Regions from separate parts of the Mus musculus genome. Here regions 2 and 3 are each linked to region 1. A link is a contact called in ENCODE Hi-C or POLR2A ChIA-PET data. All regions are on one chromosome and are shown on one strand. Each heading gives the region's core, a stretch centred on a gene start or an enhancer-like site at or near the end of the contact. The rest is flanking DNA. Distances are from core to core; before and after follow the strand shown.

Region 1 (4,127 bases), core at 923-3,422:
CTTTTATTGGCATGTGTGGGTTAAAAACATAAAGCAACATTCACAATTGTATGATTTCATTTACTTGAGAGTAACCAAAAAAATGGCATCTGTGATTTCACCTAACAGCATCCTGAAGCTCTGGCAGCTCGCCCTGAGAGTCCTGATACCAGCCTGCCCCATCTTTGTCTATGGGTATCTGTGATGGTGAAGCATTTGCCAGCAGAGGGAGCTCTTTTGCTAGAATCCAAAGCGCTTACTTGTCTCTCTGTCTCTGTCTCTCTCTCTTAGGAAAAAAAAAAAAAAACTGCAAACTACGAAGCAGTCCGCTTTGAGGCATTGTCTTCACTGTTACATGAAGTCGCTGAATGAGCTCTGGGTTATTTAGGACTACACAGATGTCACGGGAGAACGTCGATTAATATAATTTAGTAAGATGTTTGTGGCTTGTGCTTTTTGTCTGACTACTTCGCACAACCTGACAGACCCTCCTGGATGTGCCGCGCCTGCTTTCAGGACCTGGCTTTTTAACCCCCGGCTGGAGGGAGACACTGTTTTTTGCTTTTTAAATTCGGCTTGGGTGTTTGTTTGCAAATAGGATCTCACTACGTGGCTTTCAATCCTCCTGCCTCAGCTCCACCGCACCCGGATGCAGTTTAAATTTGGTTCTAAACCGGGAGACATCGTAAGTCCTGCATCTCCGAGCCCTGCTGGCTTTCTTCTCCAGCTCGCTGCGTCTTACAGCGACCACAGCACGCAGTCTGTTTTGAGCATCGGAGTGGCCAGTCATCTCACAGAACCGTGGCGGGTCAGCTCTCACGTGGTTTAAATTTAGCCGCTAGGAGCCACCCGCAGCATCTGCTCCCGGGTCTCCTTGAAAACTTTTCGTAGAAAGCAAAAAGATCCAGTGTCAATCGGCGGGCAGAGCTGATGTTCCCTGAAGGCGAAGGACGTCCTACTGGACCACCACCTGCCCCATTTTATTTCATTAAAAATATATGCATGTGTATATATGTGTATGTATGTATATGTATATATATGTGTGTGTGTATACACACACACATACATATGTGTATGTGTGTATATATATTCATATATATGTATATATGTATAGTTTTCTCTCCACATTTTTACATAGCCCAGGCCAGCCTGGAACTCAAGGCAATCCTCCTGTCTCAGCCTCTGCGAGGCAGGGATGACGGACACATGCCAACCCACCCCGCCCTACTTCAGACCTGGCGGTCGGCAGGTCCGGCGACTCCGCCCACTGTCTTGCCGGGGAGGGGCAGGCGCGCTCCCGTCCAGGTCGCGGCACGGTTGTGTCAGCCCCTATGCAAATGAGATACCCAGAGCGGCCAATCGGAAGCCGGCGGGGCGGTGACGTGCTCTCAGAGCCCGGTGGTATTTATAGCTCGTATTTAAAGAGCCCTGGGGAGTCTCCCGCTCGCTGGGCGGCGGCGCGGAGCTGCGCGGTGGCGGGTGTCGAGGGGGGGAGGGGGCTGGGCCCGGACGGAGAGTGCAGAGTGCAATGGTCTCGCCCCGCTCCTAATGGTCCTTGCCTGGGCTCCTGGACAGAGGGAGAGCTCTGTCACTTGAACAATTAATGTTTCTTCCTTTCCCTTTTCTTCCTTCCTTCCTTTCTCTTTTTTTTAGCTCTTTGGACAGAATCTAACTCTAACCTAAGCTGAACTGTAGACCACTGTATAACACAAGCTGGTCTGTCCACGAACTCTCAGCGAAACTCCTGCCTCAAGTCTGAGTTTGCAGACCGATGTTGCAGTCGTGCACCATCGCGCCCAGCTTGACTATACATACGAATTTACACATATATATGTATATTATATACTTTAAATCATTTTTTAAGCTAGGGATTTGGACTCTCAAGCAAGAGCAGAAGATTCACTCCGACCCCACCCCAAGCCTCAGTCGGAGTCACCACCAGTAGTGGGGTTTCCTGGTACTTGCTGCTTGGAAGCCGTCTTCCTGGAGGGGGGGGGAGGGGAAGACAATACGAGCTGGAAAGCCAAGAGTCGTGGGATTAGGGGGCGGGGCAGTTGGCTAGGTGACAGTGTGATCATGGAAAATAAGATGCAAGATAGTGGCGGTGATCATCCCGTTTCAGTCGACTGATCGCCAGACTCTGCAGTGCGAAAGCAGGAAGCGCATGACATCAGAGGACGGAGGAGCCCTGAATAGGACCCGGTGTCTGCAAAGCTGGCTGGCTTCCTCTCTCCTCCTCCCCTATACCTCTATCTTATAGCAGAATTTGGTCTTGACGGTGAGCTCAGGCACTGGGTGCTGCCCTAGGGAGACACTGACCAAGTTTAGTATGCCTGGGTGCCTGTTCACCTGAGTGTATAATGACACAGACCTCAGATTCGTTTAAGGACAATCAGGCTGTTAGATGGGTTTGTAGAAAGGAGCTAACCTAAAGTGCTATGATTACCACCCTAACCTAACGAACAGATGGCGAATGGGGAGACCCTCACTAGTATGCAGGACACAAAGGCTTCTCAGCTACCTCCACAAATACAGTTCTCAGTAAGCCAAGATTGGGTTGTTACCCACCAAAGGGTCTGGGGTGTGCCTGGTCCCTTCTTGTTTTTTTGTTTGTTTGACTGTCTGTCTGTTTGGTTTTTGTTGTTGTTGTTGTTATTGTTCTTCCTTAGAAAGGTGTGCTTGACATAGATCTCTACAGACCAGGCTGACCTGAAGCTGTGTAGCCCAGGTTGGTCTCACACTCGGAGCAGATCCAGTGCAGGATTTAACGTTGCTGTGCACAAAGCCAAGGATGAAATGAAGCTGGATACGTTCGTTCGTTTGTCTGACTTCTGGGAAATCTGTGCTGTTGCCTCCCCTGCTTGGGGATGGCTCCCCGGCAATTGCAAGGTTCTCCCACCTTAGCTGGACTGGCTCTACACTCAGTCCCTATGACAGCCAGCAAGGCTGAAACAAAGGCAGTTGCTACAGCTGGTCACAGGACAGTCCTGTGGGCAACATTTGGAGGTCTCCGACACACATGAGACCGTTAAACTCTCACAGTATCGGGTGAGCTGAGCCCAATTTACAGATAAGAAAACAATTCTCAGACTCACTGGGACCGACCGCTGGTAGGACGGAGCCCAGGCCAGAGTTCACACAGTTCTCAAAGCCTCTTAGCTGCCCTTTGCACCTGTCTCTGGGGGAGGGGCTGTGACAGTGATGTCTTTGTTCGTCCCTGCTCTCCACCAACTACAGTCACCCTAATCCTGGTTTAACATGGTGGCTGTCAGGGGTATCTAACGTGAGTTAGAAAAAAAAATGGTTTGGGAAAACAAGGTAAACTAAGCTGATTTTCCAATTGTCTTGAATTTGTAAAAGTGCTCTGTAAAGTTGCTTAATGATTAAACTTTGGGCAGCCACTTGGCAGTGGCAGAACCTCTTCTTACTAATCGTACTGAGAGCCTAGGAAACTGAGTAGTGCTCAGATTAGCTAACAACCTTCTTCAAGGTCAGACGGTGTGCACGGATCCCCTTGTGAGGTGACTGCTCTATCCACTCTTAGACAAGAGCAGGCTGGACTAGCCTCATTTGGGAAGATGGACTGTCATTAGGATCCGATATTTGAATGAGAAACTGTAAGGCCACACTTGTGAGTACTGGACACAAGAACTCTGGAAGGCGGCCATCTGATTGATTGGGTTTACACTAATTGGGTTAACCCCAACTGGACAGTCGGCCCTAGGCAACCCTGTGAAGCCAGGGGCTTGGTTTCCCCATCTGTGGACTGGAAATTAACCTGTTTCTCCTGCCAGTGGCCTCAAGCCTGATGTCTCTGCCTCCGCTTTCTCCCCAGTCCCTTACATGCTAGAATTTTTAGGGTGCCTTCCTAAATGTGAGAGTTTTAACACAGCCTCTTGGGCTGCCCGCACCCTTTGCTGCCCCAATGACAGCTTTCGGTACCACTTATCTCTGACTCAACATCCCTACTACACTACTACAGTCTGGATGTGAAAGGTTCCCACCTGCTCATATGTGGGTCCCTGGCTACTGGGTGACTTTGCAGGGATGGAACCTTTAGGAGGTGGAGCTTTACTAGAGGAGGTGGAGCTTTACTAGAGGAGGTGGAGCTTTGCTAGAGGAGGTGGAGCTTTACTAGAGGAGGTGGA
Region 2 (4,132 bases), core at 467-2,966, 36 kb after region 1:
CCTGCTTCTTTGTCTCCCACTCAAGATTTCCCCCTCCATCTCAGTCCCCTTTCTACTTAAGACGTACCCAAGTGCACAAACCTCAATTCCACATAGGTGAGAAATATGCATAATTTGCCCAAGAAAATATCCTAAGTATTCTTAAGTATTTTGTATTCATATTTGTGTACTTAGTGGGAGACGTTTTTATTTTTTAAAACAATTTTTTATTAGATATTTTCTTCATTTACATTTCAAATGCTATCCCAAGAGTCCCCTATACCCTCCCCCCTGCCCTGCTCCCCAACCCACCCACTCCTGCTTCCTGGCCCTGGCATTCCCCTGTACTAGTGCATATAATCTTTGCAAGACCAAGGGCCTCTCCTCTCATTGATGGCCGAATAGGCCATCTTCTGCTACATATACAACTAGAGACACGAGCTCTGGGAGTACTGGTTAGTTCATATTGTTGTTCCTCCAATAGGGTTGCAGACCCCTTCAGCTCCTTGGGTACTTTCTATAACTCCTCCATTAGGGGCCCTGTGTTCCATCCAATAGATGACTGTGAGGTTTTGCTGACAGGACCCTGATATAGCTGTCTCTTGTGAGGCTATGCCAGTGCCTGGCAAATACAGAAGTGGATGCTCACAGCTTTTTTAATTTTTAAAAATTACATTTATTCTTGTAGATTTGCAATTTGTCCACATCCATCATATTAGAGTGTTACTATATTTATAGTTGTGAGAAGGTACACATGTGTGTGCGTGTGTGTGCGTGTGCGTGTATGCCATGGTGGAGCCCAGGGGCTAACTCTCAGACGATCTCTCTTTCTACCTCGTGGGTTCCAGGGATTGAACTTAGGTCATTGGCAGCCAGTGTCTTTGCCTGCTATTGTATATAAACTTGGTGCTTTTAATCTTGTGTATAGGAGGACACAATGAATTCTCTTAATTCATTCTCACAAGATTATATAAATTAACTCCAAGTGAAGGCTTCTTCCTGGAAAAATGGTCTTGTGAGGCTGTGACATGGCTCCCTCGGCAAAGACACTAAGCTCGCCAAGCAAGCCAGGCAACCTGAGTTCAGTACTCAGAACCCACACAAAGTGGACGCAGAGAACAGACTCACATTGTGGTCCCCTGACCTCCACCATGCCTACACATATCACATGCGCACAATGACAATTAACGAACTAAATTTAAAATTTAAAATCTCCTAGCTGTAATTAAAAAACATTAAAGGTTACTTTTTGCTTGATGCTAGAGATCCCAGTTGATGGAGCAACTCTATGAAGATCAATGCTGTGGTATAACCCTTAAATATCGTCTTCCAGTGGGGCTGCCTTATAAAACGACGCTGGCAGTACAGGCTGCCTTTCTGGCTTGTTAGCATAAAAGCCTAGTCAACAGCGGCCTCGTGCAGGGAGGACACTTTGGAAGAGCTCAGCAATGCGAAGCCTCGCTCCTGCTAAGCACACGGAGTGGCTGAGGCCCCACTTCTGTTGCTTCCGGATTCGTGCTCCTGTCTGCACAATGGAATTATCAGTCGGTTAAAAATGTCTGCGCTCCCGAGATGAAAGGACTGTGAAGTGCTATTCTCATCAGTTCTTTGAGGCACAGCAGAACCGCACCACACAGGAAGCCTTCGCTGCCCATCCCCCTGGCCTCCTGTCTGAGGTTCCCAGGGCAAAGGCCTGGCTAGAAGCCATTGCACTCTGCTCAGCTTTGCGAGCCGGAGGGATGGGGCGATCTGGCCCAGAGTATCGCAAAGATGTTCTGACCATTCCACTGCCCATTCCACTGGATTCTAGGAAACGAAGTATGGGGGAGGGGACGAACTGGCTTTGTGGGCTCTGTAAATTCCAGTGTCTTCTCTCTGAAGTTCAGTCCTTAAAGCAGTTTGAGGGACCCAGGGGTGCTTACCTTACAGCTGCCAACGGCTGGGATTTTCTCGCCAAGCGATGTTTCTTCATGAATTGAGGCATGGCAAATGAATATTACCCAAAAGTGCCAGGCGGTGGTAGTGCGTGTCTTTAAGCCCAGCACTCCAGTTTTTCATGAGGTGTTAAATGTATTTTTTAAAAAAAGCACTGGAGAAAGGAGATGTCTAAGATCCAGAGGAGTTGTGCATCTCACAGGAGGCTGACAAGGGAGTTTGCCCGCGGTGGGTCACTCAGCAGCTTGATGCAGAGTCGGGAAGAGCATTACACCGATGATGATGTTCTCTTCCCGCCTCTGAAATGCCCCGCTGGAGGCCCCCCTCTCCCCCTCCCCCCAGGCTGCTCCTGCTCTCTTCCTCTTTCCCGTGGAGAAAACAGCCATCAGGCAACGTTGGTTCCGGCGCAATGACAGATGTCGAGGGCCGATTTCCCTACACTTCTGGGGGCTTAGAACTTACTTCCTCTCTAGGTAAACTTCGTCATTCAGTCTGATTTCATCCTTTCCAGACTTTTCCGTGGCCTTCATCTCTACCTGTCTTTCACCCCTAAGGTTTTCATCTCCTCCCTGCTCGGCCACTCTTCCTTCACTCTGCACGCCTATCTTCCCCAGCCCCGTTTTAATGCCCTACTCTTTGTCACTGTGATGGAGCGTTGGGTGTCCACTTGATAGGCTCTGGAGTCACCTGCTGAGATGAGCCTATGAACGAGCCTGTTGGAGAGTCTTAATTACATTAACTGATGCATAAGACTCATCTTCGTTGTGCACAGGACCATTCCCTGGGCCGGGGATCCTGGACTACATGAATGGAGAAGCAAGCTAAGCTCTAGCGGATTCTTTCACCTCTGCTTATTATGGAAGTGACGGGGCCAGCTTCTCCCCTGCCCCTGACACATCTTCCCCCAGGATGGAACGGCAAACCCACACCAACCCTTCCTCCTTGAAGCTGCTTCTCTCCAGGTGTTTTATCACAGGAGGGAGAAAGTGGCTAAGACGTTATCAAACCTTCATTGGGTGTTTTGATCTGTTTTGAATGGGATAAGGTCTTGCTGCGTAGCCAAGGCTAGACTTGAACTTCCTAGTTTGCCGAAACTGACCTGACTTCCCGTTTGTTTCCTATCCACCTCTGAGGGCACAGGCAGGCACCACCACGCCATGCGTTAGCTCTCGCTCCGCCATCTTTTTGTCTCAGCTCTCTTTTGAAGGATTTATTTATTCCGTTTTGTTAATTGTCTGGAGTTACACATCCTGGCTTCCTGTCCTGCCTAAAGTGAAACGAAGCTTGCCCTCTTAGAACTTCCTCCTCTAGATTGATGGGATTTCAAGTTGCAGGAGCAGAGAGACTGGGAGCCCAGAACTTTTTTCCTTTCTCCTCAGATATTTAATCAGTGAAGAAAGCCCAGACTGACTTGGGTTTTCACAGTGATCCCTACTGTGAATAATCTAGAGTTGTGCCCTCAGGCTAGGAACCCAACAGTGATGACTAAATCCACTACCAAACAGGATTAAGAATGCCTAGGGATTAGAGAGACATGCCTTTGGGTGTGTTCACAGGGGTGTTTATAGAGAGGGTTGGTTAATTTATGTGGGCAAGGAATGCCCTGAATATGGAGGGCACAGGTCTACGGGCTGGGGTCCCAAACAGAATTAAAAAAGGAAAAAGTCCTCTCCCTCCCCTCCCCCTCCTTCTTCCTTCCTCTTCCCCCATTTGCTTTCTGATCTGTTGAGGTGGGAACAAGCAGACACACCCCATATTCCTGCTGCCTCCACTGTGACTTCTGTGCCATCATAGACTGTATCCCCTCTAACTGTAAGCCACTCCCCCCCCCCAAAAGCAACAAAACAACAAAACCAAACAAACAAACAAAAACAGCTACAACTCTGCCTTGCGCACTGCCACCATCCTGTGACAGCACCTGGCACACAGAGTATGTGACACATTTCTCACTAGAGATCCTCAAATTCCCTTACTTCCTGCCTGGCTCTTTGCAACCTTTAAAATCACTACTACAATCCAGTGCAGTGGCAGGAGATTCCTATACTCACAGCACCAGGAAGGCTGAGGCAGGGGGACCACTCAGCGTATGATGTCATCTCGGACTACAGGGTGAAACCATATCACAAAAAGCAGAGCAAACCAAAAGCCCACTCACTACTCCACACACAGCTCTTGAGCCCCATGCACTGACCAGTCTGGCTTCTTTCGTTTGTTTAGT
Region 3 (3,795 bases), core at 1,218-3,717, 64 kb after region 1:
CCAGTCCAGATGGTTGTGAGCTGCCATGTTGGTGCCTTGAACCAAATCCATGTCCTCTGGAAGAGCAGCAAGGTCTTTAACTGTTGATCCACTGCTACAGCTCTTGTGCTTTTCTTCTGAGTCCAGCTACACTTCCCATTCAATGAGTCACCAACCTGTGCCAGTGTCTGGCCCACTAGTGTAAGTGGCTGGTCACTGATGCAGGCTACTCCACTGATGCAGTTGACTGGTCACTGGTGGAATTGTCTGGTACAGTTCCCTGGTCCATGTGGCTGGTCACTGGTATGCATGGTTAGCCTGCTGGTCCTGATGGCAGGCAGACTGATGGAGTCCACAGATCTATGTTTTCATGACCCCAGCTTTATCTCTGGTGTGATTCTGTATACCTTCCCTGTGTCTGATTTCCTCGTCTACTAAAAAAGTAACTTAAATAAGTATAATACTTAAAATGATACAGAATTTCAGCAAGTCGTCGAATCTTGACTCCTCAAAGATTGGTTGCTGTAGTTTGAATAAGGAATTACATCACCCGTGGGCTCATAGATTTGCTTATTTGCTCCCAACAGGGAACCTTCCAAGTTTGAGAAGGTTGTGGAACTTTTAGAAGGTGAAGGGAGAGATCCCTGGGGACAGGCCTGAACTTTGTAACTGGGTCTCTCTTCTCATTCAAATTCTACTTTCTGAGTGTAGATGGAGCATAGCCAAGTGGCCTCCTGCTTCTGCCATTAAGGCTTCGCTCATGGATGTCTGCTGCTATGCCCCCCTCTCTGTGATAGGCTGTCTCCCTCCAGAAAGAGAAGGCAAAATAAACTCCTTCGGCCCTACTTGGCCCTTGTTAGTGCGACATCAGTGAGAATCACCAACACACGGGGAACAGAAAGAGATGTGTAGTCACGTCTGCGGTTTGATGTCTACTGAGCTGGGCTTTACATGATTTCATTGTTGGAAAGAATCTGAAAGGAAAACCTTATCAATCAGATAAAATTAGTGTTTTCAGACGCTCTTAAGAAAGAATACAGAGAAGGTTGGAGTGATTAATAATTACAAAATGGTAATACCTCATATTTGAAAAGCCATGAGTGCTTTTTAGGGAATTATAATTATAATCACAACTAAATTATATAGAGATAATATGTGTGGATAGCCTGTGAGGTAATGTCTCCTCCTTATCTTCTTCCTAATCCCTTGATTGTACAGCCAAAAAAAAAAAAAAAAAAAAAAAAGGCTCAAAACATTAGATTCTTACAACAAAATCAATGTCTGTAATAGATATGAATATCCTTATGACAAATCACTTATAAATGTTTCCCTGCCAAGCACTGTGCACACCCCACAGTCTGCGGCTTTATTTATGGGTGTGATGGAAGTTGCCCCTCTCAGTCAGTCTTGAAGGATTGATTAATGCATGACTGGGCATGCTTAACATTTGACAAGAGTTAACGCAAGCCTTCCTCCTGATATGCGGCCCGAGGCCTTTCTTTATACCCCACGTCAAACCTAGGACAGAGCTTCTGTCACTCACATTGTTTAAGGGAGGAAATGGCGAAATCGTATTGGCAGAATAAGCGCCTGGAGCTGGGGTTGGAGATTCTCTAATGAGAGTTTCAAAGTCTTTGTTACACTATGGAATCTTCCTCCAGCAAAGAAAAAGATATGCCTGTGCACATACGAAGTCCAGCCCAGAAAGCCTGGGCTCTGGGTGAGTAGCCGGTTTTGTGGTTTTGATCCTAGTCCTGTTTCTGCCTTCCCACTTCCTTGTAGCATCCCGAGGTGGGAAACTAAGGACGCATTTCTTGTTCGCTTCCTACTCTACTTTTTCTAAAGTCAGCAATCTTCCTTCAATGCATATACCAATACCACTCACTCTCCTAAGCAAAGACAATTCGGCCAAAGCGGCTCACTTTTGGCAGGGTTTACCAGCCAAGCTTTAGACTTTTCCATATTCGGTAGGTTCTGCAGTGATGAGGACCACTAACATACCTTAACACCAGGCTTTGTTTAGTTTCAAAATTGAATGATAAACACCGTGCAGTCTTTCAGGCTAAGTGTCTTTGGTTACAACAGTTTGTGGCTCTCCCGTGCAAAGCATCACAGTGGCTTGGTGAGATGCTCCCTAGAGGTGTGTTGCTACGTCCTTGCTGTTGTTGAGACTTGCTAATTAGTCAGGGAGGGCATGGGACCTGAAGTCTCCTGGCCTGGAATGTAGCACTCAACTTTCTTTTGTCTTGCAGAATTTGCGTAGGAAACATCCTGGGAGGGTCAACGCTGGGTAAATGCAGAAGTGGAGGGAAGGAAGACAGGAAACAGAAGCCATGAGTAAGCAAAGCCGCAAGACTGAGAGAAAGTGAGCGAAGTCAGTGGTAGTAATTAGAAAATAAGCAGGTGGAGAAAAGCAGACGCTAGAGCTGAGTCATGGGCGTGGCAAGGAGCCAAGGTCTCCCGTGACGTCACGGGAGGGGAGCTGAGTGCTGGTCAAGGGAGGGGAACGGAGGCGCCCTCGCTGGAGCTGTTCCTCACAGCTCGCCCGCCCGATGGCCAAGACAGGCTAGTGAGTTCTCCATTAGCCAGTCAACGGGCCCTTCAACTTTTACCTACTTTTTCTCACCATTCGCTTTTAAGCAAACCTGGAACAGATGATCAGGTGGTTATTTCTAATTCTTTGCACCTTCAAAGGATCAAATTAACACGATAATAGCAGAAGTCATCTGGGACAGACAAGGCACTCCACATGCTGTGTGTGGCCTTGGGGGTCCTACAAACCTCAAACCGCCAGACTGAAACTCAAATCCAAGGCCACATTGTTTTGAAGTTTCAGTTAGGTGACTTCTCTATCTAGCTTTAAAGTGCAGGGCAAGGGGAGTGGAGGTGGGGGAATTCCTTTGTTTGCTTGCTTGATTTTGCAAGAAAGTCTGCTCTTCCCCCCCCCCCCCATCCAGGTGAAGCCCCAAACTGCATAAATTTAGGTATGGAAATAAGACACCTGTTCTAAGAAATTGGAGGACTGACAGACCTCTTGGGATATGAGTTTCAGAATGTATTTTACATTGTTTTTCCAATATTTTGGACTGGGCAAAAACAAGTGAACTACTTTTTTTTTTTTTTTTGGTTTGTCCAGACAGGGTTTCTCTGTGTAGCCCTCGCTGTCCTGGAACTCACTCTGTAGACCAGGCTGGCCTCAAACTGAGAAATCCACCTGCCTCTGCCTCCCGAGTGCTGGGATTAAAGGCGTGTGCCACCACTGCCTGGTGAACTACTTTAATAATAGAAAATACTTCTTAGAGTTCAAATGGTCTCGGGGAATGCGATATCCTTATGTCTGACTCATTTTGCCTAAGTCTGTATTGTTTAATAAGAACTGATCATCGTAAAGAGGCTCACTAAGTGTTTGAACTCAGTTTCTGGTTAGTTTGTTTCTGGTTGTTTCTAGTGAAAGTGCCTTCTGACCTGAGGAAGCTCCCCAATTCCAGTTAAAAACAAAGAGATAGCAATTTGAATACTAATGAAAAAGAAACTATGTTCTTAACTTAGGTATAAAAGAAAAGGGGCCAAGGGGAAAGGGTATAAAAAGAAAAGAGTTGAGGAGAAAGGAGGGGGAGGGTAAAGTGTGGGGGCAGAAAGGAGGCCTTAAAGGACTGTAAGTTTGTGGATTCAATGGCATATGTTGTCAACAACCCACATTTCTCATAGTGAGCGTCAGCTCCTCACACTGTCACCATCAAACTACGCTTTGACTTGACTGCTGTGAGACTCCAGACTTTATAAGTCTCATCAAATTTTATTACAACAACTCCCAGT

What was found. Hi-C counts contacts between places; a loop is a spot of excess contacts on that map. ChIA-PET counts read pairs that join two places held with the same protein, here RNA polymerase II (POLR2A).
Region 2: a map of heart shows a loop between it and region 1 (2.5-fold over the local background). The contact joins two enhancer-like sites. A Hi-C loop is called at or near these places in 11 of 37 maps with a recorded cell type or tissue (CH12.LX, T-helper 17 cell, heart and 2 more). POLR2A ChIA-PET finds 5 or more read pairs at or near these places in 3 of 5 experiments (Patski and embryonic stem cell).
Region 3: a loop to region 1 is called in a map of CH12.LX, with 3 times the contacts of the local background. The contact joins two enhancer-like sites. A Hi-C loop is called at or near these places in 5 of 37 maps with a recorded cell type or tissue (CH12.LX, Patski, T-helper 1 cell and 2 more). POLR2A ChIA-PET finds 5 or more read pairs at or near these places in 3 of 5 experiments (all embryonic stem cell).

The regions. Positions count from the first base shown.
Region 1 is chr6:145,338,081-145,342,207 of GRCm38, reverse strand. No RefSeq gene overlaps it. Among named protein-coding and RNA genes, the nearest start is that of Gm38926, 8.3 kb to the left of the region's middle. Within about 2 kb of position 2,172, at least 1 of the 3 ENCODE cell types and tissues checked has a DNase peak (open chromatin) inside an H3K27ac peak, as active enhancers do; it is heart, where a contact is called at or near this core.
Region 2 is chr6:145,301,240-145,305,371 of GRCm38, reverse strand. No RefSeq gene overlaps it. Among named protein-coding and RNA genes, the nearest start is that of Gm38926, 45 kb to the left of the region's middle. Within about 2 kb of position 1,716, at least 1 of the 3 ENCODE cell types and tissues checked has a DNase peak (open chromatin) inside an H3K27ac peak, as active enhancers do; it is heart, where a contact is called at or near this core.
Region 3 is chr6:145,275,028-145,278,822 of GRCm38, reverse strand. No RefSeq gene overlaps it. Among named protein-coding and RNA genes, the nearest start is that of Gm15706, 26 kb to the right of the region's middle. Within about 2 kb of position 2,467, at least 1 of the 3 ENCODE cell types and tissues checked has a DNase peak (open chromatin) inside an H3K27ac peak, as active enhancers do; it is heart, where a contact is called at or near this core.